Linked DNA regions of Homo sapiens: region 1 is linked to region 2. The links are chromatin loops, found by intact Hi-C in ENCODE. Cell type or tissue: dorsolateral prefrontal cortex. All regions are shown on one strand. Links, peaks and the distances in the headings refer to the core of each region. The heading gives the core; the rest is flanking DNA. Region 1 overlaps TMEM273 (transmembrane protein 273). Region 2 has its middle 27 kb from the start of WDFY4.

Region 1 (11,327 bases), core at 2,179-10,178, 510 kb before region 2:
TCTCTTCCCTCCCAATGATGGTCTGAGTGACTCAAGCACAGCCTGAGTGTGTCTCTTGAGTGTCTCTGTGTGTACCTATGTCTTTCTCACCCTTTCTAACCTGAGTCCTTCCTTCCTCTCTGCTCGGATTTCATCTCAGGCTAGCATGAAGTTTCCATGCCAACACTGCAAGTGAGAGCAATGCCCACCAAGGGAGGATGGGAGGGGGGACCAAGCAACATGCTAGTGTGGCAGGGGGAGGGCGTGGGGTGAGCCTGGGGCTCAGGGGTCTGGCCCCACCCACTGAGGCCCTGCCCTCCCCTGTCCTCCTGCCTTCTGCCCAGTAAAGGCAGAGAGAGATCAGAGGTGTCAGCAAAGGGTCCCGTCCCAGGAAAGGGTGAAGACGTAGCACACACAGCTCTGAGTTGGGAGTGTCAGTCTGGAAATGTGCTCCCACCCACAGCCTTCCATTGAATATAAGCCTTTGCCCCATGTCCGGAACGATGTTCAACCTAGCTGGAGCAGCAAGATTGACTTAAAAAAAACAATAAGACAATGGAATGAAGCTGATTGGGGCTTCAGAGAACAGACAAAATCAGAGTCATATTGTGTGCGGTGGTGTCTGTGTGTGTGAGCAAATGTGCTCACATGGGGCTTGTGATCTGTGGGAAAGAGAGAAGATAAGTCATTGAATTTTCAAAAATATCTGTGATTAGAACAAAGCTGAGAACTTTTGCTTTAGAAAAAGCTTGGGGAATCTTTACCAGTCTAAAAAATTAGACTGCCGGAAAAAATTCTGAACTCTAGCAGGACAATTCCTCTCTCCACCAAACACACACAGAGCAAAGCTGTCCCCTGCAGAGCTCCAACCTACCACGCCACTCTGGGCATCACTGAGTGTGGTCAGCAGACAGGGTTGGGTGGAGGATGTCTTTGCTATGATGCTTCCTTCATCATACCATCTGGTCTTTCCCAGTGAAGTCACTTGTTTCCCTTTGTGAGAAACAGGAGTGGTAGCACACTCTCCTGCCTTTGCCTGGAAGTTTGAATGTGAGACTCAGACTTGGATCTTACCATTTGCCCATCCCCAGCCCAAGTCCATGCAGCCCTAGGGCTTGATGGTTTTGGTGGTGTTGTATCTGTTAGTTCACTGGATTCACATTCACGTCTGTAGGCCTTCCTGGACTCTCAGTGCAAACCTGCCACTTCCCACTTATCTTGGCTCTTGGGCAAATTAGCAAGACCACAATGCCTCCCGTTCCTCATTTTGCGAATGGCAATAATAACAGTACTTATCTCACAGAGTTGTTGCTGTGAGTATTACATATATTAATGCCAGCACTGCACCCAGTGTCCGTCTCAGAGTAAGTGGCCAATAAATGTGCACATTTCTCTCCAAGGACCTCACCTCTGGATCACTATTTTAGGGCGCTGTTTGTGAGCAGTATCTCCTGTCTTAAGGTTTCAAGGCCTGGCTAGAAGAGGGAGGGACCCTTACAGCATGCTCTCTTTCCTTCTTTCTTTCCTTCCTTCCCACCCTCCCTCCCTCCCTCCCTCCCTCCCTCCCTTCCTTCCTTCCTTCCTTTCTTCCTTCCTTCCTTCCATTCACCAATGTCTATTAATGCCTCCTGTGGGCCAAGCACTGCATCAAATGCTGGACACTATACCACGCAGCCCAGAGCGAGACCAGCCAGAAGACGTATTGATGTGTTAATATGTGAGAAGCTTTTAGGATGGAGCCTGGAGCAAACTAGTGCTATGTAAATGTTGTTACATATTGACATGGTCAGTTATGGCCGGCAAGCACCACGGCTACGGAGCACACTGGGATCAGCTCACCCAGGTCTGGGGAGTCAGGGAGGAAGTGGCATGGAGCCAAGACCAGGTAAAGGAGGAAGGGAAGAAGATGGGGTCAGGCAGAGGGTGTGGCCCTGAGGCAGGGCAGGAGATTCCCTGGCTGTGTGGGGAACTAGAAGCACCAAAGCCATGCTGGATTAAGGAGGGCCTTGGGAGCCACAGGGGAGCTTGTGGAGCAGGCTTGGGTCAGAGTTCAGGTCTTGGAAACTGTGCTGAACGGCTGACTGAAGTGCATTGGGTGGAGACGCGTTCCTGGTCTGAGTTTTGAGGGAAGCTCTGATGTCTCAGCAAGGCTCCAAGACACTCCATGGCAATTGGGAGCCCACCTCTGTGCTCCTGGTGGGTACATGGGGTAGGCTTTCCCAGGCCTCTGAGACTGGGTAGCTGGGACCACAGCCAGCTCTGTTCTAACCAGGCTCTGGGGTTTCTTTCTTTGCAGATGTAGGAGGAGCTCAAGTGCTGGCAACAGGCAAGACCCCTGGGGCTGAAATTGGTACGTGGCTGCCCATGTTATTCTGTGCACAGGGTCAGGGGCAGGAAGGAAGCTCCCAAGACAAGCAAGCAGAGGGCCGCAGTGCTGGAATTGGTTCCCTGCTGTCAGCATAGGAAAAGGGGCACCCTCACCTCCAGGTCCCCCAGAGCAGCTGACAGCTTTATTTCGGGGGAAAGGCCTTGCATTAAAGCTCGTCCACACAGGGGACGTGATACCTCAGGGCCACAGATGCGTGGCTCCAGCACCCACTGAGCCCTGTCCCACAGCCATGGGCCCTGACAGCATGCTTTGCCAGGCTCACAGCCCTCATCGGTGCCTCCCTCCACCTGCGAGCTTCCAGCCTGTCTGCCCCTTAAGGGCCTCATCTGCTGGCCAGGCTCAGTCTGCATGCCTCACCCTCTGAGAAGGCTCTGGACGCCCATGACTCTAGGCCAACCCAGCCTCTCCCGTCATGAGCTCCTTCCCTGTCCTCCCCAGCTGACTGCAGGCTCCTCAAAGGCCAGACAGGCCTTATCCATTCTCCTGCAGTGTTCACCACAGAGCAGGCAATTAACACACACCCAATAGATGAGTGGATGAATTAACGAAGGGATCAGTGAGGAAGGGCTAGGAGGCTCAGGTGGCCAGAGAAATGAGCCACTCACCTTTTGGGCAGGGGTAGCCAGGTGAGCTTCAGGGAGCCTTGAAAGGTGGCAACAGTTTCTACAGCTGAAGGAGGGGATGGGGTGCAGGCAGAGGCTAGGAGCAAAGGGACTCATGGGAGAGTAGAAGGTGAGGCTGGCCTCAGCCAGTGGGAGGTGGTGTGTTAAGGGCCACATGCATGCTTTGGACCTCATCTGGAATGCAGAGGGAGCTGCAGGTGACTGAAACCGGGTGTTCAATTCCTCCCTGCGTTTCAGATTTCAAGTACGCCCTCATCGGGACTGCTGTGGGTGTCGCCATATCTGCTGGCTTCCTGGCCCTGAAGATCTGCATGATCAGGAGGCACTTATTTGACGACGACTCTTCCGACCTGAAAAGCACGCCTGGGGGCCTCAGTGGTGAGGGATGTGGTGCTCGGGCCTGGCTCTGCCCCACCCAGCGAGGCACCGAGGGCCACTCTGTGATGCTGGCTACAGCAAGAATGAACCCACAAGCGCAGAGCCCAACAGGCTGTAAAGGAAGGCAGTGACCTCTGCATGTTTCTGTCTCTCTCACTAACCCTTTGCCTCTGTTTCTCTTTCTTCTGTCTCTATCTCTCTCTGTCTCTCTATTTGTGTTCCTTTTTCTGTCTCCCTTTCCATGTCTCTGTCTTTCTGTGTCTCTTTCCCTCTGTACTTTTCCTTTCAGTTGCTCTTGGCAGTCCTGAGAATCACATTTCCTGGAGAAAGGTGGGAGAGGAACTAAAATTGGCTTCACACAGAAATTTCTGTTCTCTCATCCAAATGATGAGATCAAATAAACCCAGTCCCAGTAGGCAGCGAGGTTGGTCCTAAGTGTGGGCGGATGGTGGGAGGTTCTGTTGACACTGCCTTTGTGGGTCAAGATGAATTTTTTTTCATAAATTGGGAAAGTCCTTCTCAAAGCAGTACTGAGTAGGCCCTCAGAGAGAAACTGAGCTGGCTGACATGCACCATGGCACAGCCCTCTGCCTCCTTGGCACCCAAAGTGCAGTATTGATTTGCATCCCTTCTCTCAGGGTATCATCCCCAGACTCATCCTCTGTTGTATTAGATGGCTCACTGCAATGACGGTGCAGTTTTCCATGGGGTGCTTCTGGGGAGAATAGAGCCTCACTGCCTTCCTGGAAGACGTGATTATGATCCGTGAAGATAAGCAGAAGGGGCTGGTCTGGGCCGGGAGAGGAGGAGGCTTCCGAGATGCTGGCGTGTGCATCGCCCGAGGGGCTTAATAGGCCATGGGAGTTTGCTTATCCTTGAGTTTGCTTATCCTTGTGTATCCCCACAAATAAGGGGAGGAAACAGCCTCTTCATCACATAGCAGCCAGGCCCCGGGTCTCTCGAGGGCAACCGTGAGTGAGAGGACCAAGGAGAGGGAGGTGAAAGCTCTAGGGAATGCTCTGCACCTCTTGTCACACGACCCCCTTCCTAATGCCCGGCTTTCTCTGTTTAGACACCATCCCGCTAAAGAAGAGAGCCCCAAGGTAAGGTCACTGCCCACACAGTCAGGGAGAGGTATCGTGTTCTCTCCTGTCTTGACCGTGCCACTCCCTTGCCTGTCATCCCCAGCCTTCTCTGCACTCTGGCATGCTTTCTAGGTGACTAGAATGCACCTCGTGGTCCCCTCCTTACACTCTCTCCTCCTCTGGACCAGTGGGCAGGTGTCACAAGAGTGAGGGCCACAGGCTACAGCCGTCAAAGGGAGTAGGGCTCGCCTCTGCATAGCCTGGATTAGATCCTGTTCCACCCCCACTCAGACCCCTTCAGTGCATACCCCTGACTTTCAGAATGAGGCCTCCAGCCCCTGTCACTTGGGAGGTCACACGTGGTTTGTCCCAGGTTTCTGGGCTTCCCTGCTGGCATCAAGGTACCCTGCTCTTCTGCACAGAGCCCACGTCCTCAGGGACGGTCCTGCCTTGGGACCTTTGCACTTGCTGTTTTCTGTAATTGGAATGCTCTTTGCCAGAAAGCTGCAAGCCTCGACCCTCTTTTCCTTCAAATCCCTGCTTCAGTGTCACCACTGCATCATGGAGGGCCTATTTAAGGTACAATCCCCTCTCGACTCCAGCCACCATTCTCTTCTCTTTGCTTGGCTTTAGTTTTCTTTATAATTCTTTGCACTAGTTGATGCTATACGATATATTGATTTGTCTATTTTGCATGGGTTTTTTTCTAAAATGTAAGCTCCGGGCGGGTAGGGTCTTCCTTTTCACTTCTGTAGCACAGCACTTAGCACAGTGCCAGGGACAAAGTGGATACTTGCATATGTGTTGAATGAATGAATAAATAACTGAACATGAGGCCATGGGCTAGGTGCTGGGGGTCAAGGAGAGAGAAGTAGGACAATCTCCCCCAGTCTACAGGGGAGACAGGCAGGTCCCAGGTGGTGGCTGCACAGTGGGGGTGGGGGTCCCGGGAGGTCTATGGCAGGCTAAGCATGTGTTGCCTTGTGTCTTGGGGGTGCAGAGGGCTGCATAGCCACTAGGAGGTGCAGGGGAGCCTCAGGCTACGTGCGGAAGGACTAAGAGAAGCTCATGAATGCAGAGGGAACCCTAGTATATGTAGGCATCATGGGTAAAACCTGCCGCTGACAAACATGCAGTGTGGCAGAAGCAAGTGTTTCATGTGACGATATGGAAGGAAGCGCTGGAGAGATAGGTAGTTTCTATGCATGTACAGTCAGAGGGGCTTGTGTTAAGCAAAGGAGTCTGAAATCTGTCCTGAAACTTCTGGTCACCTACAGATGGGTTCTAAGCAGGGGAGAGAGAGAATATTTTTTGTTATATGGTGGCATGGAGGAGGGCCCAGCTGCAGCCAGGAAGATGTGCTGGAAGCCCGGACAGAGACTCAGGCCTGGTGCAAAGCCCTGCTGGAGTAAGTCCAGGTGGAGGCAATGGAAAAAATGAAAGATGGGAACAAAGTTAAGGAGGAGCTGGCCCAGGGACCTGGGATGAGGGACTGAGACAGCCACTGGAGGAGAGAAAAGAATCTAGAACAGCTCAGAGTTTTCTCTGAGCAGGTGCCCTTTGGGAAGTTGGTGGGGGAGCAGCTTTGGGCAGTGAGCTGGGTGAGATGATATTTTTTTGAACATGGTGAGCCGAAAGTTTCTGGACACTTCCATGTAGAGGAGATGTCTAGTAAGTGGCTGGCATTTAGGACAGAGGTCTGGGTTGACACAGGGTTAGTGGCTTTTAGAAAGTACCCAGAGCCCAGTCTCACCCTCCAGTTCTTCCATGGGACCAGGGACTGGGTAACTTCCAAGTAGTGTCTATTGAAGGAGCGGATGGATTAATGGCTGCATGAGGGATGAACGCATGGTGCATTGTGGCTGCGGGTCATGACTCATCAGCCCTCATGGAGTCATGCGCTTGGGATGAGCTGGACATGGATTTTCTTGAGAAGTTCACTTTTTTTGAGGATTTCTCCTCCTACAGATATTCTAGTTTTCAGCAGTGGTTTCTGATTGTGAAGCATTAAAGCACATTTCATCAACTCTGTCTCCCAGCACCCCATCTCTCCTTCTGTTTCTGACTCTCACTCTCCTTCTCTCTGTCCCCTCCCATGTCATCCCCCCACCCCAAGTTTGTGTCAGTCCACTGGGTCCTGGGCTGGAGAAGACAGGATATATAACTTATCATCCAAGACAGCACTTTGTGAGAGTGAGAAGAGGCTCTGTAAAAGTTGCACCAGGATGATAGGTGTGAGCCTGGACTGTCCTAGGGAAATAGGGATGTGTGGTCAACTTAGATTGAGTGGGCCTGTGAAGTGTCCAGGCCCCGGTGGCCACACAGCACTCCTCTTGCTGGCCATGTCACGTTCTCTGCATCTAGGGCATGTAACCAGCTTCAGGGGGTTTTGGAAATGTGTGGTCGAATTGGGGATATTTCAGGTTGAGGGACCAGAGATGCCATATGTCCCATCTCTCTCTCTCTCTCTCTCTCTCACACACACACACACACATGCACATATTCACACACCCAGACCCACATTGGCTGAAGTTGTCACATTCCTTTTTATAGAAGAAACATGCCGAACTGCTCCCAGTGCCCCCAAATCCACTGATGCGGGAGAGTAGAGTTCCATGCTGGCCAGCTCTTCACACCCCTCCCTTCCCCCCGCCCTAAGAGGCCTTTGCCCCGGGCAGCTCTGTGTTCTTCTAGCCCTAGGGGGGTTGGCACAATCACAGGTTCTCCTAAGTGTGCAGCTGCGGCACCTGGCCAGGAGGGTGTCCCAGTCCCCGCTGACCCAAGGGCAGCACTCAGATGGCTGTGGGTTGGGCGCTGAGTCAGCATCTCCCACCATGGAATCAGGGTGGACTGGCCATTATAAGGGTTTTCACACAGGGCTCTTGGAGGACATGAGGAGGCCATGGATGGAGTCTGGAAGGGTGAGAAGGATTGACTTCCTAGAACCTTTGTTGCCTTTGTGGGTCCAGGTAGCGGTAGCATCTGTGGTGAGGAGTGCAGGAGGAGTCTGTTTTGAATGGATGGGCTGTGTTGGCCATGGCGAAGACCCTGGCACCATGTGGCCTCAGGGGCCCTCTGCTGGGTGCTTAGGTACCCAGGCAGAGGACACAGACTGCTGTGGCCAGCTCAGCCCCTGTGGTCAGGAATATTGAAACATGTGGAGATTCTAGCACAGTGACCTTCTCACCACGGGGAAGGCTCTAAAGTACTAGAGCTCCCCCCAGCACAGGGACGCTACCTTGACCATCTGAATTCCTGGCACACATTGAGGGGGACTTTGAGTTAAGGCACTTTGCTTTGCAAATCGCCAGACCTTGAAGCAGACCATGCTTCAGGGACATCTTAGCCACGGACTTCACATAGAATGAAATTTCACAAAGCTCGATCCTTAATCCTGTTGTGTGTGTGCGCACGCATATGTGTGTGTGTGCATGTATTGCCTGTCTATATGTGTGTGTGCATTTATTGCCTGTGTATATGTGTGTGTATGTGCATGTGGCCATTCATGATGGACTCTGACACACATACATCTGTGTGGGATGATGCTGCTGTGAGCAATACAACACAGACCCATTTGAAAACACTGCTGAATGAGCAGTCACTGTGCTTTTTATGTTCTTATGCATGATCATCTAAGAGGAGCGTCTCTGTTATATGTGTTTTTTGGAAGTTCTGGGTTATTTTGAGCTATCAGGGCTATAGAAGGCATTTTCCATAATCCAGGAAAGATGGCTCCAATAGTTATTCAACAATGAACTTTCTGAAAGCGAAGTTCATGAGAAAACATGAAGGGATGCTAGAGGAAGCAAGTGGGTGAGGGAGGCAAGAAATAAAGGCCAGGAGAGAGGGAGGCTGGGAGGCAATGGCTGGATGGGAGTTTATACCCCTGATAATTAATACATCGCCCTCACCACGTGCAGGGAGCTGTTCTTGGCAGGTATCGTAACAGAGCTCCTCTGCAAATAGAGGGACTTTCAGAGAGGAGAAGCAGGATTCGAGTTTCCAAAACTAACACTAGATGGAGTCAGGCTGAGTCATGAGGAAGTCAGACCCAAAAGAGCAAGCTAATGACAAGCAAGCCACTCTCTTGCAGCAAGTTTTGCATTGTCTTTCTGGCTTCTAAGGCTTAGGCAATGAACACCCTTTTATCTTGTTTTGCAGGCGAAACCACAATTTCTCCAAAAGGTGAGTTGTAAGAGTGATCACTTGTCTTAAAAGGAGGACAGGCAGTCTCTGCCCCATGGGGCTGCATGGGTTTTCGGCATGACCTCTCCCTCCCCTGGCCACGTGGGACGGGCAACCATGGCATGGCCAGGAGCCCTCATGCCAGGACAGCTGTGAGACCAGGAATCAGCATCACCTTGGGACATGATGGTACTTGGCAAGATTTAACATGAAGCTGTGGGGCATTTGCCCAGTTAGAGCTGAGAAAATGGTTTTAACAGGATAGGTAAACTTTTTTTCATTCTCCAAGACCTATCCTATGATAGTGTCCAATCTAATAATTAGCCAATTTAGTCCATTTGATGAAAAAAATTCCCAAACATCTCTTCATGTCATCATGCTATCAGTTTGGCTGGGTATTTGCATCTCAGTGCTGCTTTGGGGTCTCGGAGAGGACGAAGCCTGTATGTGGAGGGCCGGTCTACAGAAGGGGACAGGATCTCGGACCCCTGATTGAATGAGCCTATGGATGAAGACTCCTAGGAATGAAGGCATCTTCACCAGGGTTTTGAGAATCATCATTTCACAATCCACATTCCCCAGCTTGGCTTTTCCTCACCTCATGCCCCTTGCATGTGCCAAACCCACTGAGAATTTGCTCCCTGTCTGACCAGCCCAGGATGGTCACACAGGCCTGGGGCAATCTCTTGACCTCACTCTCCTGCTTTATGAAAAATTTTCAAATCCAAAGAAAAGTTGAAAGAACGGGACAATCAAAATATATACACCCTTCACCTAGGGTCACTCACTGACACGGTGCCCCCTTTGCTTTATCTCTGTGTACATAAGCCTTTTTTGACTGATCTACTTGCAAATTAGTGTAGATATCATGATATTTCACCCCTGAATACAGCACCATTGTGTTTCCTATTGTGTATAATCACAATACAGTGACCACTCCTAAGAAAATTAATGCTAATTTAATATCATCTATTATACAGTCCATATTTAAATTTCTCTGGTTATTTCAGAAGTATCTTTTATTGCTCTATTTTTTATTGTGCTATTTTCCAATCCAGAAAAAATATTTGTATTTATTTTGTCTTTTTTTTAAGTCTCTTTCAGTATTGAACAGCCCCTCTGCTTTTTATCCTTATGGCATTGTTAATTGAGAAGTCCCTAAGCCCCGTTGTCTTATACAATGTCCCATTTTCTGGATTTGTCTGATCGTTTTCTCCTGAGTAGATTCAGATTGAAGTTTTTGGTCAGAAATACCATGAAGTGATGTTGTGTATCTTTTGTTGTATTGCATCACTGTTGGTGATGCTTCGTTTGCTTGGTTAAGGGAGTGACCACTAGATTTCTACATTTGTAGAAATTAGAATTTTCCCCTCTGAAATGAATAATACGAGGGGTGGCACTTTGACACTATGTGAATATCCCGACCCCCAACAATTCCTCACCTAATGATTTTATACCTATTCATGATCCTGCTTCAAGCAGTTTTTGCCATTGGTGATTACAAAATATTGACTTTCTAATTCCAGCATTTCTTCTATATTTAATAGCTGACATTCATCCACAAGGAAGCCTTTTTATTCTATCTCCCCTTTCTCCTTCTTTTGTTGAGGATTATTACTGTGGACTTCAAGGCATTTTAATCCATTGCCATCATGATTCTTTCTGAAGCCCAAATTGTTGCAAATTTGGCTAGTGCAAGTCACTTCTTGGTGGCCTCTGTGCCCTTTAGACAGAACCCATTAGTCTTTGAGCACATGCTAGACTTCTGACAACACAATATCTCAGGCTCACCTTGACCTGCTCCCAAGGGTAGCACAAGGGTCTAATTTTCCCAAGGGTCCCTGTTTCTCTCTCTGTCTCTCTCTCACTCTCTCTGTCTCTCTCTCACTCTCTCTCTCTTTTATTTTAATTTTTACTGTGGAATCATTTTTAGAAACTAAGATCTGGGCACAATGTGTGCTCAGGGCTACTGAGGTGTCATTGCTTCTAGGCCCTTTCAATGGGCAGAGTCACGAAACGTGCATTTAAATTACACACTCAATATCATAAGACTTTTCCTAAGCTTTCCCTAATCCATGTGTCTAGATTGCCTTCTCCAAAGTAAAAACCCTGCTTTTCCACCACATAATATTTTTACTCATTTTCTCTATTCTATAATACACACAAAATGCCTCCAGAAATTAGAGCACTATGCAGCTATAGACCCACTCAGTAAACTTGCATATTTCTTTGCAGTGGCTTTTACCCTTAGAATTTAGCCCTCTAGGTGTGCACAGCCAGAGTATTGTGTTCAAATGAAATTAATTATATTCTCTGTGTGGTTATGCTATCAATTGGATAGAGAGTCAGAAACACTTGTTTTAGTGTGTATTATATTTTACTATTTCCTGTTTTAATCTTTTAAAATTTTAATTTACATAGTTTTCTTTACACAGTTTATCTCTGAATCGTGTGTCATGTACACGATTCAGAGATAAACTATGTAAACAGATAAACTCAGAGAAGTGTTTCTCTTGTAACTGTCCACTCTACCGTGTTCCTACCTACTGCTTTGAAGTTGCTATTTTCAATAGTTCCTGGTTTATTCTTTCTGTGATACTTTTACAAAAATATATTTAATTAAAAACACTTTTATATAGACACACTTTTTAAAATAAAATTAGAAGATGTTTACATATAGATGTATAT
Region 2 (10,741 bases), core at 2,674-10,673:
ATAGTTTCATAGGTACTTATATATCATTGCAAAATTCACAATGGTTCTTCATTGCAGCCTGGAAATATTTCATGCTATTAAACAGCTCACTCCCTCTTAGATGCATATGTGTTGTTCTGGATGTATAATGTCACTTGCGTGAAGTATGACATAGATTCTTCATAGCACCCACTAGATGCAAAACAAACACCAGAAATGCTAACAGTTTAATTTTTAGATTTATTTTTTATTTTTAAAATCACAATAAGAATTTAATTTTATCAAATAATGTTTTTTAATTTTTTGTATTCTTTAATTATCATATACATTTTGCTTTTTGATTTTTTAGAGAAATCTTTAAAACTGTAGTAATAATAACATGCATTGGCACAGTTTCAACATCCTAACAAGACCTATCTATGTGTACACATGTTAGACTGGTAATGTATATTGTTGCCACTAGTGAGTACCTACTCTTTTGCAGATTCACAGGAAGTTGCAAAAATAATCAAAGAGGTCCCAGATCCCCTTGACTCAGTGTCTCTCAGTGATTCTATCTTACATAACTTAGTACAATATCAAAACCAGGGAACTGGCATTGATGCAATGTCTATCACTCCAGTTGTATTACATGCAGATTTATGTAACCACCAGGGTGCAGAACTATCCTGTGGCTGTAAGCTATCCCTCATGCTGTCCCTTGTAGTCACACCTGCCTTCTGCCCCATTTGTCCCTAACCCCTGGCCACCTCTCATCTGCTCTCCAACTCATTTAGAGAATGTTATATACATGAAATAATGCAGCCTATGTCCTTTTGGGACTGGCTTTTTTCGCTAAACGTAATGTCCTTGAGATCCACCCAAGTGGCTGCAAGCATTCATAGTCCTTTCCTTTTCATTGCTAGATAGAATCCATGGCATGGCTGTGCACAGGGTGTTTAACCATTCACCTGTTTAACCATCTTGACTGTTTCCAGTTTGAGGCTATTACAAATAAAGCTGCTTTAGAAGCCTCCCCTCACTCATCCTCACACCATGTGTGTTGGTTGGAACTGATTCCACCCTCAGCAGTGGGATGGATGCATGACCAAGGCCCACCATATGAGACTGTTCCCTGCCCCAGCTGCAACGATGGGTTCAGGTCTGTGCACATGATCCATGATGGTCCATTCAGAGGTCATCTCAAGGGTTTTGCTAAAACCATTAGGTTTTTTTTTTTTTTAACCAAAAATGTCTTGAAAAATTACAGTCAGCCCCTCTGGGCCTTGCAGTCCTCAGCTATGAAATAAGGATAAAAATCCCTGTGCTAACAGGTTAGTATGTATTTGTTCATTCAACAAACTAAGAAGTGTTTACTGGACCGGGCGCGGTGGCTCACACCTGTAATCCCAGCATTTTGGGAGGCCAAGGCGGGCGGATCTCGAGGTCAGGAGATCGAGACCATCCTGGATAACACAGTGAAACTCCGTCTCTACTAAAAATACAAAAAATTAGCCGGGCGTGGTGGTGGGCGCCTGTAGTCCCAGCTACTTGGGAGGCTGAGGCAGGAGAATGGCGTGAACCCAGGAGGCAGAGCTTGCAGTGAGCGGAAATCACGCCCCTGCACTCCAGCCTGGGGAACAGAGTGAGACTCCGTCTAGAAAAAGAAAAAAAAAAAAAAGAAGAAGTGTTTACTGAAGAAGTGTGGGGGAGCATTTCAAGAAGTGGGGAGCATTTCAAGAAGTGGGAAGCAGGTACAAAAGCCCTGGGGCAAGAAAGGAGTTGAGTGGCCAGTATGCTGAAAGCATAAATGCCAACAAGGTGGCAGTGGCAGGGTAGGGGGATTGAGCATGAACAGGACCAAGATAAACTAGAGAAACAGGCAAGGACCTCTCAGGGAGGGCCTTCTAAGATCCAGCAGGAAGTTTGGACTTGAGGCTCAACATGATGAGAAGCCATTGAGGTGTTTATGCAGGGAAATGGCATGCCCCAATTTACATTTTACTGCTGCATGGAGAATGGCCTGGGGACAATAGAGCATGCATAGAAGCCAGTGCAGAGGCTCTTGAATGAGGCCAAGCAAGAATGGCAGTGGCACATCTAGGGTGGTAATAGTGGAAAGAGAGAAAAAAGGATGGACTTGGGTTGTATCTTGGAAATAGAAGTGACTACAAGGCTTACAGAATAAGTCATCAGATAAACTCAAGAATGACCCCTACATCTTTTGCTTAAAGTTAACGTGGGTGGCAACATTTATTGGCATGGAGAGGAGAAACAAGCTTGGGACAGATTGGAGCATATGTTTCGAACGTGTTACGTGTGAGATGCCATAGGGTGAGGGTAACGGAGCAGTCAGAAAAGGATGCCTGTAGCTTAGAGGTGAGCTCTAGTCTCGAGACTGAGACTCATCAGCACAGATGGTGTTTTAAAACTGTAGGAATGGATAAGATTACCTGGGAGAGAAAAGGCTCAAGTCTAAGACCTGGGAACCCTCAACAGTTAGAAATTGTGTAGAACATTGAGAACCCATTTCCCCTTCAAAGCTAAATTTAGGAGAGAAAATAAAAGCTGAACTGTCATCACATGCTATCTTTTTCTTAATTCTTTAGTTAAATTTTCAGTTAATTAATTTACAACCTTTCTTATTTTCTAATGTACACATTTAATGCCATAAATTTCCTTCAAAGTACCATGTTAGCTGTGTACAACAAGTCTTAAATTGTGGTTCTATGTTGCATTTGATTCTAAATATTTTGTAATTTCTATTCCAATATCTCCTTTTAGACACAAATTACAATGTATTTTTCGGTGTTTAGATGTATGATTTTTAGATGTATGTTTTTTAGTCTTCTTATTGTTGTATAATTTTATTATATCAAGGTTAGACAACATTGAGTAATATTGATTCTTTAGTGTTTATTTATTGAACCCTCTTGTGAAGTGGTACATGGTCAATTTCTATAAATATTCCATGGGTACAGGCTTCTACATGTATCTATTATATTAGGTTTTCTTAATGCATTGTTCAAAATCTCTTTCTCTACTAATTTGTTGCTAGTGTTCTACTTGGTCTATCAGTTTCTGAGAGTGTTATCATAAAATTTCCACTAAGATTGTGAATTTTCAAATTCTTCACATTATGTCACAGACTTTTATTTGTTTTCTTTCCTTCCAGGCTATGTTGCTAGGTGTATATAGGCTCAAGATTGTTGTATCTCTATGAATTGTTTCTTTTATAATCTTGCAATGACAATCTTTATCCCTAATAAAGATTTTCCTTAGTCTGTCTTGTCCATATTAATATGAGTTCACTACACTAGTTTTATTTTAATTCCTATTTGTCTCACATATCTTTTTCCATTCATTTATTTTCAACATTTCTGTGTTCTTATATTTTAGATGTCTCTTCACAAGCAGCTACAACTGGATTTTTAAAAATTCCAACCTAAGTACTTCTGTCTTTTAATGTGTGAGATTAATCTGTTTACATTTACTACTGTTACTGATAAATTTATGGCATTTATACCTATTTTTATCTTCTTCTTTTGTGTTTCTATTTATCATAATTTTTGTTTTATTGTTTTCTCACTTCCCCTTCTGTTGAATTGATCGGGATTTTTTTTGTATGCAGCCCCCTCTACTGGTTTAGAAGTTATATATTCTACTTCTATTCTTTGCTTGTTATTCTTAACATTTTTAACATGAATACTTTACTTTTAAATGCCTACCACTGCACTATCCAATACAGTAGGGCCACTAATCACATTTGAAATTAGATCAACCGAGCACTTAAATGTTCAATTTTATTTAATCTTAATTTAGAAATTGATACACAATCCAATTACTAAAAACGCATGTTTAGAACAACTTGAAAATCTTTTTTTAACTCTAAATTTTGTAAACTCTAAATACAGATAAAATATTTGCAGCAGAAATTTAGTATCCAAATTGGAATATGCTATAAATGTAAAATATGCACCGGATTTGAAAGAGTTGGTATAAAAAAAGGAATACAAAATGTTTCAATAAATAATATTTATAAATGATTATATGTGGAAATGATAGTATTTTGCATATATTGCCCTAAATAAAATATGTTATTAAACCAATTTCACCTGTTTCTTTTTTAATATGGCTACCAGAAAGCGTTTAATTATAGACGTGGTTCAAACTATATCCCTGTTGGACAGCGCTGACCCGGAGTAAAAACCGCAAGTGCCCAGGAGCCTTAATGTCCCGATTCTCCCCAGTCTTCTCTTCCAGGTGACTGTGTTCAGTGTTAGTTACTGTATGGTATGAATATTCGTTCCACCTCATCCTTAACACTTCCACCTTGGTTACTCCTCACTCACGCAGCATGGTGCTCTGGTTTACCAAAATGTTTGCCAGTTTCTCGGTCATCTCTGCACCCAGCTTCCCGTGCCTCCTTCATAGGTCAGCTCTCTTATTCCAGTTTCCGAGGCCACGCTGCAGGCTGCATTCTCTCCCAGTGTCACCGAGTACCCAGGCCCTGGACAGAGACCCCCTGCCATGGTGCCACGGACTCCACGCCTGCTCCACTGTGGCTCCTCCAGCTGAGGGGGGCTGCCATGTGCAGGAGCCACAGGAGGCTGGCCCAGCCCGAGTGCAGACAGGAAAGGGCACTCCAGGGACGCACTCGGCTCAGCTCCACACCCTCCATGTCCCTGTGGCTCCAATTCATAGTGGGAATAGGGATGGGGCAGCACCTCGTCCATCCCCTTAATCCCCTCCCAGAAAGTACATCCGTTTATTCCGGCCACAGCCTCTGGATCAGAATAGGGGCTTTAGCGTCCCCGTGGTGTAGGCCCCACCTGACCAGGGCTGAGGTCAAAGCATCACCCTCTCTCCTGGGGTGTCAGGGAGCCGCTCCCCAACTCTGGTCCTCACAGACATGTCCCAGTCCGGTGGCCCAGGGCCGGGACCAGGGTGAGGGGAGAGGGGCGCTCATTGCCCCTTAAAATTTGCACCCAAGATAACTCACTTGCCTCACCCTGTTCCCAGCTGTGTACCCACAGAAGCATGTATTTCCTGTGAGTGTTACACAGGTGACTCCCCTGGACGTCCTGAAGCGGACAGAGCCCCTCTTCAGGACATCCTCTGTCCCCGTGCTGGTCATTGCCGCTGGAAAACCCAACAGCTCAAGTAGTGTGCTGAGGGCGCCACCTCGTGGCTTCAACTCTCAACTGCAGACAGGATTACTCTACTTTTGTGAATCAGCTCCAGGTTTCTTCTTCCAGTAATGTGACCCTTTTCAAAAAGAAGGTGGAAACGATCCCTAGGTTCCGGCATTGACTGGCTTAAATATTTAAGCACGTGAAACAACAGATAGCCCTGCAATGCTTATAACAACTAGAAAAAAACAAACAACGTCGCTACGTAAAAACAAAAGTACCCTAAGAACTCTAATTAAACATGATCTGCAGTGTGGTTCTGGCAGAATTTGACCACTGGCGTAGGATGATGGCTCAGTGAGCGGAGATTTCCAGAAGACCCTCTTGGCCAACCTCATTTCCAGGAGCTTCCAAAACACTAGATCCCTAGACACGACCCTAGTTTCATGGAAGCCAGGTAGCTCACTGATGAGGACGGATTCCCAACTGCTGACTAGGGTTGTAGGTCCCCCTCAGCCACCTGGGAGGACAGAGGAAGGGCCCAAAGGGAAGCCACTCCTGGGAGCCTCACCCCACCAGGGTCTAACTAAATATTAAAGGCAGTCGTGTTCGCTGTTCCTTGTCGCCAACTTGATTTTAAACACTCAGGTAAACTCAGGCACTAGGTCACCTGGGAGTATTTGATTATAAGGTGTTCATCCCAATGGCTTATATTTTAATTTATCATGTAAATTTAAATGCAGAATATCTTTCAATGTGTGAGAAACCTGGTTTGAGAAGCAAACACTGCCCTACCTTCTGCTGCTGCTAATGATGGACGAAGCAGAAGACACAAGCACTTCCAGGGCCCCTGCTAAAGGTTGCAGCTGGAACACACCATCCTGGCCATGGGCATGAGCATGGTGTACTTAATGCGAGCTGGGCACTTAGTTAAGTGCTCTGCCTGACTTTCCTCGCTTCATTCTCTAACAGACCCAGGGATTCAGCAGTATTACTATCCTCACTTTATACATGAGGAAGGGGGCTCAGGCTCTCTGAGCCCCCTAGAGACCCGGCTAAGAAGTGTCCGAGGCAGGAGTCAAACTCCATTCTCTGGCTCCTGAGTTCTGTTCTTTCCACCGAAGTTCGTGCCTCCTCCCCCAGCAAGCCTGGAGAGTGAGTGAGCCCTCACCAGGGCACAGACAGAGAAGGTCTGGCACACTCTTTTCAATGGAGCCCCCTATAGCTGTGGAGACTGACGGGGTCCAAGAACAGGACGCTATGACCTTGCTTCTCAGGCGCCCTGAGCTCTGGTGCTGTGGCAGACGTGTGCCTCCTTACCTCTGCCAGCTCCCACTCTCCACCACGGTCACCCTGCCCCACACCCGGGGTCTCCAGGGGCAGGCAGGTTACCACAATGCTTCGGGTGAGTGATGGCCCTGAGGCTGGACTGACCCAGCTCTACCCAAAGGCTGAATCAGGCTCTCCAAGGCTATCAGCCCATGGCTAACCACCCTGCCTTGGTCAAGGACAAGAGTGCAGGTGATTCCAGGTGAACCTTGACGCTGAACCCAGGTGAGCACGAGGCCACTCCACTCTCGGGGAAGGATCTCTCTGCCCAACACAGACTCTGGAAGCCAGTTCAACAAGAGCCACCTGCCTGCTTCCTCTGCTTTGACTTTCAAATGCCAGCCATGCTGCGTGTGGCTCTGGGACCTTGGGGAATGCGCTGACCCTTTGTGACCGTAGTTTCCCAGTCTACGGGCGGTGTAGGCGCCTTGGGAAGTAGCTCCGATCCCCCTCGGCAACCTCAGGGCTCCTCCCCTGCTAGTGATTTCTCCAGCCCCCACTCTCTCCCCATACTTAAGACACAGAACTGGGCCAGCTATGCAGAATTCACCTGCTCCGAGGAAGACTCAGTATAGAAAACCCTCTAAATCCCACACGCCCTGCCAACAGCACAGGGCGCACAGGACGGTGAGCTACAGATGAGGCTCGGGCGAGATGAGGTTGGGTAACCGGAAGCCAGGCGGGAAGGCGCAGCGAGCGGTCCGGGCACGCAGGAGGCCGCCTCCCCGAGGCCCGCCAGGGGGCGCCGTGCACCAGGGCCCAGGAAGTCGCCTCCGCCCGTGGCGCCACCCGCGCTGCCCGGCAGGGGTCAGCCTCGCCCGGCCATCCCCGACCCGGCTGCTGCACCCTTCTGACTCGCTGGGACCGCCCGCTGCGCCGCATCCCCCCCCCCCGCCCCCCCCCCCCCAGAGGCGCCGAGCAGCCGGGAGCTCCGTCCTGCCTGAGGATGCGGGGCCCAGGCTGCATCCCCCCGGCCCTGCTCGCCTGCTCATCACACGGAGGCCGGGGACAGGGTCACGGCCAGGGAGCCTGCGGGGCTAAAGGAGCGGGCCGGGAGCTCAAGAGCTGCCGCCGGGCGGCGAGGAAGGAGCCCCAGGCAGGCCCCGGGCGGCCGAGGCAGGGGAGGAGACGGCTGGCCCTGGTTCCAGGTGAGCAGCCCCGCCCGCTCTGCTGGAGGCCCCGCTTACCACCGGCGGGAGATGCGGGTGCAAGCCCTGGGGCGCACGTGGCCAGGCCACTGCCACGCCCGAGGGACGGGTTTTCGTCGCCACCTCGGCCCTGGTGAACCCTGTGACTGGAGTGCCTCCCAATCCCACCGTGATGCCCACCTCGGGGCGCTGCCAGGTGCCAGGCTAATGCGTGTGATCCACAGTGTGCTGAGAAGTGCTGACTGTCATTGTGAATGTCCGTGGTGGGGTGACGCCCGGGCAGGGTGCACTGGCCTGGTTCCAGAAGACCTGGCCTCTCCAGCTCCCACGGCGCGCCCGTTTGCTGCGTGGCCCATGCTGCTGGCGGCTGCTCCTGGCTGAGTCATTCCAAGACGAGCGTCCAGTCCGCGCTCTCTGCCGCCCTTCCCAGCGCTGCCCGGCAGGCCCCGGGAACTGTGCCCAGCTGTGCCCGCTTAGCTGGTGTATGACCTGCCTTTGAACTTGCTGCAAAGAAAGGTGGGTGAGGGAAAGGCGAGGGCTGGGGTGAGGGACTGGAGAGCAGTCTCCTGTCCCTTCTCCCCCTGAGGTCACTGTCCTCCAGCTGGTGGGCAGAACTCTGTCCCAAAGCCTTCCAAAGGAGAGGCCCACGCTGTAGGACCTTGTCCCCACTATAGGCTGAGGTTGGTAAAGGTCACAGAGGTGGTTCCTGATAAAAATTCCCTAACCAGAGGTCTCCTGATGCAGCGTCCCCCGCCCCCCCCCCCCCCCACACACACACACACATCCACTCTCCATGGTGTGGGTGGAGGTCAGTGAGGAGAAGGGACCTTCCCCGGGCACACACGGGCCAGTTCGTGGGAGGGGCCTGAGACAGGAAGGAGATTGAGTCACCGAGCTGGCCAAGAGGAAAGAGAAGAGAAGAGAAGAGAAGAGAAGAGAAGAGAAGAGAAGAGAAGGAGGGAAGGAAGGAGAAAGAAAGAAAGAAAGAAAGAATGAAAGAAAGAAAGAAAGAAAGAGAAAGAAAGAGAGAGAGGAAGGGAGGAAGGATGGAAGGAAGGAAGGAAGGAGAAAGAGAGAAAGAAAGAGAGAGAGAAACAGAGAGAAAGGGAGAAAGGGAGGAAGGGAGGAGAGAAAAGAAAGAGAAAGAAAGAAAGAAGGAAAGAAAGAGAAAGAAAAGAGAGAGGAAGGAAGGAAGGAAGAAAGAAAGAAAGAAAGAAAGAAAGAAAGAAAGAAAGAAAGAAAGAAAGAAAGTAATCAGCATGTCCAAGGAGAGGAACTAACATTCCCCCTCTCCCTCTGTCTCTCTCTCCCTCTCTCTCCTCTCATACAGCACACACTTAAACACACACACCACACCAGCGGGGCAGTCTCATGTATCTTATCCTTAGGGCAACCTCACTGTGGGCACTGTATTTTGAACCCCTTCTCCCCAACCTTGGTTGCAGTGCCTGGCATCCACTCTAGCAACCACCTCTTTTCCATACCAGCTGAGGTGGCTTTTACGAAGCCAAGCCACCCTATTCCTGGGATGAGACCAGGTTGGCTTTAGCCAATCAGCACATTGCATTGGTTTGGGTGGTTCAGGGATGGGTGAGTGGACCAACCAAGGCCATGAGGCAAGAAGAGATGTTTGGGAGAGTAGGGAGGGGCAGCTTCCCAGCACTTCTGAGAGAGACACTGGAAGATAGGCTCTTTCTTTGTGTTGGTCATGAAAGAAAGAGTATTAGTTCCTGAAGCGAGCTGGTGTCCAGCATTTTTTAATAATGAGGGGACTTTGTTGAGAATGAAGCAGGCATTCCAGAAGCAAACAGGAGAACTGGAAAAAAAAACCCAGACTTGGTTAACATTGTCAAGCTGCTGGATCCAGCCATGCCTGAAGTCCATATTATGAGGGCTTTCCTGCTCAAGGAGCCAATAAATCCCCTCTTTTTAACTGACTTTCTTATTGTCTGCAATTGAAAGTTTCTTACCTGGTGGTATTTTCTTTTTTGATCAAAGAGAAAATGGATATTCAGAAGGTATACGTTTGCCAGATAAAATACAGGATACCCAGTTAAATCTGAATAGTGTTTCAGGTCAACTATACATACCTTTTTAGCAGGTATTATGTCCCACGCAATATTTAGAACACAGTTACACTGCAAAACTAACTGGGCATCCTACACCTTTATTTGCCAAATCTAGCCCATGTCTAAATTCCAAGCACTCGAAAATGGAAAACCTGGACTTTGTCCTAGAGTTTTAGTTCCAAAGCCCCCTGTACACCAGGTCGTGGGATGGGCTGCTTCCTCTCACTCCTCTCTGCCTCTGTACCTGTGGGCTCTTATCAGCCTTGCACTCTGGCCTTTGCAACCCAAATTACTGCTTGCTTTGTTGCAAGGACATGCTGGCACCTTGGGTTTTGGCCCTTGCTGCTCTCTTCAAGCAGTTGAGTGCTCGCCTGCTGCCTCCTTCTGCTTCCAGCTATCCCTGGTCACTCCCCAGAGGCTCAGTTTGGCCCCGTTCTCTGTGCTGTTCCAGCGCTCCCTTCTGAGAACATTAGCAGCAGGAACTGTCCACAGATCCCCAAGGCATGGGCCAAGATGACATTCCCCCAACACACCCCACTAAGCGCTGTCCCGCAGCCCAGGGTGCACCTTCCTGCAGTGGTGACAGCCCCAATTCCTGCACCCACAAGCCCAGGTGTAGGAAGGATCTAGCCTGCACTGAGCCACTGAGCACTGGCTATGCTTGTTTTATCTTTATAGCAGTGATTGGTTTTTAACTGCTTTTATGCTCTCTGCAATTGAAAGGTGTTTCAGGTCACTATCAATAAATGTGATGCAAGCTCAATAGAACAGAGGAGACAAGGAGGGTGCTAGGAAGAAAATCCTGATGCATGCCCTCCCAGGAGTCACTGCTCCATCTGAATCAATGCTGCCCTCATTTAGATAACATTGTATCCACCGCCTTGGAGCCTGCCTTTGCCTTGGACTGCCAGGACCACTATGTCAATGATGCTGATGGCTGCATAAATATCGCTTGGCTGTTTCATAATTGGGATTTTTCTTTTTGATTCTCCACAACTGTAAATTATGCTGTAATGATGCTAAATTTCCAGAAATGGAATGGAGAAGCCATGCCATGAGCAGCCTGTGTGCCTGGTGAGGGTCTCACATGGGGTGCTCCTGGGCC

Evidence for each region. Peaks named below come from ENCODE experiments on the same cell type or tissue, not always from the same donor. Only the 100,000 strongest peaks of a DNase experiment are listed, where the experiment ranks them.
Region 1: a loop joins it to region 2, with 2.7 times the contacts of the local background. A loop is called at or near these places in 56 of 110 quality-filtered maps.

Annotation. Positions count from the first base shown.
Region 1 is chr10:49,158,911-49,170,237 of GRCh38, reverse strand. It overlaps TMEM273 (transmembrane protein 273), which reads left to right. Exons shown (of 7, transcript NM_001288740.3): 2 at 2,276-2,329; 3 at 3,229-3,369; 4 at 4,442-4,472; 5 at 4,955-5,033; 6 at 8,616-8,639. Among named protein-coding and RNA genes, the nearest start is that of TMEM273, 24 kb to the left of the region's middle. In dorsolateral prefrontal cortex, for the core only: CTCF peaks have their summits at 5,471 (motif pointing right) and 8,469; a DNase peak (open chromatin) is centred at 5,491; H3K27ac peaks cover 2,073 bases.
Region 2 is chr10:48,652,851-48,663,591 of GRCh38, reverse strand. It overlaps a transcript of ARHGAP22 not described here. Among named protein-coding and RNA genes, the nearest start is that of WDFY4, 27 kb to the left of the region's middle. RefSeq lists an enhancer at 6,717-6,786 and a silencer at 7,037-7,626. In dorsolateral prefrontal cortex, for the core only: CTCF peaks have their summits at 3,351, 3,552 (motif pointing left), 5,153 (motif pointing left) and 7,174 (motif pointing right); DNase peaks (open chromatin) are centred at 5,131, 7,171, 7,474 and 7,941; H3K4me3 peaks cover 1,903 bases; H3K27ac peaks cover 1,613 bases.